Regions from separate parts of the Mus musculus genome. Here region 1 is linked to region 2. A link is a loop called in an ENCODE intact Hi-C map of the cell type or tissue named here. Cell type or tissue: left cerebral cortex. All regions are shown on one strand.

What was found. Hi-C counts contacts between places; a loop is a spot of excess contacts. Peaks named below come from ENCODE experiments on the same cell type or tissue, not always from the same donor. Only the 100,000 strongest peaks of a DNase experiment are listed, where the experiment ranks them.
Region 1: a loop joins it to region 2, with 4 times the contacts of the local background. A loop is called at or near these places in 9 of 42 quality-filtered maps.

What each region holds. Positions count from the first base shown.
Region 1 is chr17:17,653,024-17,655,523 of GRCm38, forward strand. No RefSeq gene overlaps it. Among named protein-coding and RNA genes, the nearest start is that of Lnpep, 30 kb to the left of the region's middle. In left cerebral cortex, no CTCF peak of the experiment used is centred here; a DNase peak (open chromatin) is centred at 1,388.
Region 2 is chr17:17,748,027-17,750,526 of GRCm38, forward strand. No RefSeq gene overlaps it. Among named protein-coding and RNA genes, the nearest start is that of Vmn2r90, 45 kb to the left of the region's middle. In left cerebral cortex, a CTCF peak has its summit at 1,516 (motif pointing left); a DNase peak (open chromatin) is centred at 1,524.

The sequences.
Region 1 (2,500 bases), 95 kb before region 2:
TGGAACAAAATAACCCTGTAACTAAATCACAATCAGGCAGGAAACAAGCCAGCAACTGTGGACCAGGAACAAGTTGAACAAGTAACCTGTGTTAGCTATAAAAACTTAAAATCAATGTTGGTTACCCCTGTTTATTATCATTATCATTATTATTCTTCCACACACTGTTGGCACTGATGTCTTCCCACTAGGTTTTCCCCATACGTGTGCACTTTGATCACTACAATTCACACAAAAATGTTTTCATTATTTAGAAAATACTTTATAAGTTTTTGTAACCAGACTCACATAGATAAAACCTTACATATTTCATACATTGTGTTAACCTTGTACAAATGGAAAAAAATTAAGTTCAACATTTCGAGACCAATATGGCTGTTAATTTCTTTACAATGCCAACTCAACACAGTAAACTGAGAACTTTTTTCCAAAGTTAACAGCACAGCTAAAGGTTCAAAAATTCAAATTATATATACGTATGTACATATATTATACATATATTACATATATAAAAATTTATACATATATATATAGAGAGAGACCAGTAATAGCACTATGTATAAAAAAACCCGTCAATACAGCAGCAACAACTTTTCCAGATTCTGCAGTCATTTGAACAAAATTGTAGAGACATTAAGCACACTTTATTAAAAAAAAGTAAAAAAACAAAACAAAACTGCAGAAAACAGCACAGTTCTGTTATTCTTGTGGTGCCTGGCACCACTTTCTGTTATTCTTGTGGTGCCTGGCACCACTTTTTTTTTTTTTTTTAATTAGCTTCTCAATAATTATCTGGAAAGAGAACATTTTGAGCAACATCATTAAAAACAGCTCTGACAAAGCACAGTCACTACTACGTATCATAAAGCAGGTGCAGGCTTGTTTACACTCACAGAGGTATGATACGGTACTGTCCTACATCTATAATACTAGAGGGTACAGAGGAGTTGAGACTTGATTCTACTTTTCCAGCAGAGGGCCCAAAGGATGGTGTGACACTGCTCTGTAAAGGAACACACTCTTAGAGTTCCTTTCACTAGCAGCACAACTCTAAGAATTCATTCTCTCTGTGAATGTCAGCTAAAAACCGTTATTAAAAAAATGAAATATCCCTAAATCAAAACTGTATAACCACTGGATTCATATGAAGATGACTTAGCGGAGACAAGCTGGACTTCACCTTACCAACATGTTATCAAATCTGTTATGTTTAAATGGTGAGACCTCCAAGGAAGGAGATGCCAAGTAGTGCTTCAAAACTTTGGACCACAATCAAACCCAGCATCATTTTAAATAGAAGCAGAAGCCATATGTTGCTCATCTGAATATATTCAAGGAAGCTGACATCAATATTTAATCATCTGCTCACTCATCCAGGAAGAAGGGGAGATCAATCAGTTACCACTTTATTGTGTTCAGCAGAATCACCATTTTACAAAAATGGCAAGCTGCCATAATAAAAGATAAGACTCCTCTATCCAGCATCAGTTAGCATCATTTTACTTTCAAGCCTAGAAAAGCCATACACACATCCAAAGAACACGAGGGAGCAAAAGAACTACAGCTGCTGTATTAATGGGCCCACCCAGTGTCCAGCTGAGCAACTCTCTCTTCCTACTTGTGGTGTTTCGTGCTCCATAGGACTATACTGTATGCACACTTGTAATATAAACCAACTGAAGATGCAAATGTTACACAGGAGGTGCGAGCCTGTGGAGCCTCATTGTAATTGGTGTAGCAGCTCTGTCAGTGTAAAATGCTCTATGCCCCTTGTGTGTCTCACAGGATAATGTCACAGATCACTTTACCCCTGACCACCCGCTCCCAATAAACCACAACCTTCATGAGATTTTGTTCCTTTGGTTTTGATCGCCTAAGGTTTGATTGGTCCAGTTCTAACAAGTTTGGTGGTTATGGTGGATGCAGGGGGTGGCTTTTCTTCTACGTTTTCCTGGCAGGTACCAGGAGGGTCAGAATTTCAGGTTTACTTAAATCACTGTCCACTCTCTGGGCTTTGCCTCCTATCTGTTTTCTCTGTTGCTGTTCAGAGAAAAACCGCTGTGTGGACTGAAGAACCTCTGCTCTCTGCTTTGCCAACACCTAGGACTAAATGTCTTGTGGCTGAGTCCTCTTCCCACAGCTTTCTTCTGGGTGCAAACTGTGCAGGAAACGGCTGTGCCATTCTCACTGTGGCAGGGGCTGACTGGAACGGTTTCTGATACACAACGCTGGTCTTTTTGCTAGACTGGCAGTTTGGATTTGTTGATGTAGACATGAATGGACTAGACGCTGGCGGAGTGCTCCGATCACCAAGTGGAGGTGTTCCTGGCTTGATATCAGCGCCACTCCCAAAGGCTTTTTTTTTTTTTTTTTGTTCAGACATTTTTCTTGCAGTTGCCTGTCAGGGGCCAGCCCCAATGGGGGTGGGGTGGGGCCGGAGTTCTTTCTTTTTTGGTTCTTATTGAGGTAGCTGAGGGGAAGAGCATCTTACGAAATTCTG
Region 2 (2,500 bases):
ATGAAATTCTGCATCTTTTGTTCTAACATCTTATCCAAGGTTTCCTCTAACCCTTTTCCTAAGGCTTATAATTTTTATCTAGAGCTTTGTCTCCTGAGAAGATAAGCTACTTAATATTGTAATAATTATAACTGTCAACTTCTTTTAAATCCATCCCTGTTCATTCATTCAAAATATCCTTCATAAAATCCAAAGGTATTTAGTGTTTCTCCTTTTCTTTCTTTTTTATTGTATATTCTATTTATTTACATTTTAAATGTTATCCCTTTTCCCAATTCCCACCCCCAGGAAACCCCTAATCCCATCCCTCTTTCTCCTGCTTCTATGAGGGTGTACACCCACCCACTCCTCGAATTTTGCAACACTTTTATCGTTCAGATTAGGGTTTTTTGTTGTTGTTGGGTTTGTTGTTTTTTTGTTTGGTTTCTGTTTTGGTTTTATTTCTTGGGGGGGGGGTTGTTTCTTTTTCTTTTTTCTTTTTTTCTTTTTTTGTTTTTTGTTTTTTGTTTTTTTGAGACAGGGTTTCTCTGTATAGCCCTGGCTGTCCTGGAACTCACTCTGTAGACCAGGATGGCCTCAAACTGAGAAATCTGCCTGCCTCTGCCTTCCAAATTCTGGAATTAAAGGCGTGTGCCACTACTGACCAGCTGAGATTAGTTTTCTTTTTTTCTTTTAATTTTTTTATTAGTATTTATTTCATTTACATTTCCAATGCTATCCCAAAAGTGCCCCACATGCTCCCCCACCCACTCCCCCACCCTCCCACTCCCACTTCTTGGCCCTGGTGTTCCCCTGTACTGAGGCATATAAAGTTTGCACGACCAATGGGCCTCTCTTTCCACTGATGGCCGGCTAGGCCATCTTCTGATACATATGCAGCTAGAGACACGAGCTCCAAGGGGTACTGGTTAGTTCATATTGTTGTTCCACCTATAGTGTTGCAGATCCCTTTAGCTCCTTGGTTACTTTCTCTAGCTCCTCCATTGGGGGACCTGTGATCCATCCAATAGCTGACTGTGAGCATCCACTTCTGTGTTTTCTAGGCCCCAGCATAGTCTCACAAGAGACAGCTATATCTGGGTCCTTTCAGCAAAATCTTGGTAGTGTATGCAATGGTGTCAGCGTTTGGAAGCTGATTACCGGATGGATCCCCGGATATGGCAGTCTCTAGATGGTCTATCCTTTCGTCTCAGCTCCAAACTTTGTCTCTGTAACTCCTTCCATGGGTGTTTTGTTCCCAATTCTAAGAAGGGGCAAAGTGTCCACACTTTCGTCTTCTTTCTTCTTGAGTTTCATGTGTTTTGCAAATTATGTCTTGGGTATTCTAAGTTTCTGGGCTAATATCCACTTATCAGTGAGTACATATTGTGTGAGTTCTTTTGTGATTGGGTTACCTCAGTCAAGATGATGCCCTCCAAGTACATCCATTTGCCTAGAAATTTCATAAATTCAAGTATCTGAAAATTATCTTGTTTCCTGATCCAGAGCTTGTTGTACCTTTGTCTCCCTCTGCTGTTCAGCTCGGGAAATTGCAGTTCACTTTTGGACTATCCTGCCTTTTCCTGCTGCATTTGCACACCAATCTCAGTTGGTAGAGCCCGTCTGACTGTCTTGCATCCTGTTTAGACTTGGGGGAAAATCAGGGTAAGCCTGCAAGGGAAGGCTCCCTGGAGCAAAGATGCCCAGATAAGCTCGCTATGCCTGTGAGAAAGCTTTAGAACGTTAAATACTGTTTGCCAGCTGTCAAATCTCAGCTGTCAACAGCCGTTCTACAGGAATATCACCCCTGAGTCCTTGGTCCTTGGTCCTTCTTATAGGCTCCAGGAACGCCCAGCCACGTTGTGACTTGACGAGGGAGCTTTTCAGTAGCTCTCTGTAAACCGTTTAAACTCACTCAGTGATTATTTTATCCAGGGCTGCAGTTTTAAAGCACGGACCTAGCTGTTTATTTATTTATTTATTTATTTTTAGTGGGAGGGAGGACTTTTATCTCAGATTAGAGGGTTCCAAGGGAGACATTGGTGCACCAGTTGTTGCAGTAATTTTCACCCCCAATAAACCCGTATTAAAAACACACACTTCAGTTATTAAATTTATAAGCTATAAGTCTAGATCAGGCAGCACTATCACCACACCAAACTATCTCCCAGCTATGATACCCTTGCTCCATATTCTCTTCCTCCTCTCTCTTTCAGACCTCCCATCCCATTTTTAACCTATGCTGCCCAATCACAGGCTCTAGCCTTTATTTGATCAGTAAAAATCGTGAAAAGATTCACATATCACTATGTGAATTTGAATTTGAAGACCTCTCAAACATACAGCTTGGTAGAATTAACATTGTGAAAAAAGACCTTCCTACCAAAACAATTTACTGATTCAGTGAAATCACAATCAACATCCTCATCTCATTCTTCACATAAATACAAAGAAAATCCTCAAATTGATATAGAACAACAAAAGACCCAGACTAGCAATTAGTCCTAGATAACTGTTTGTT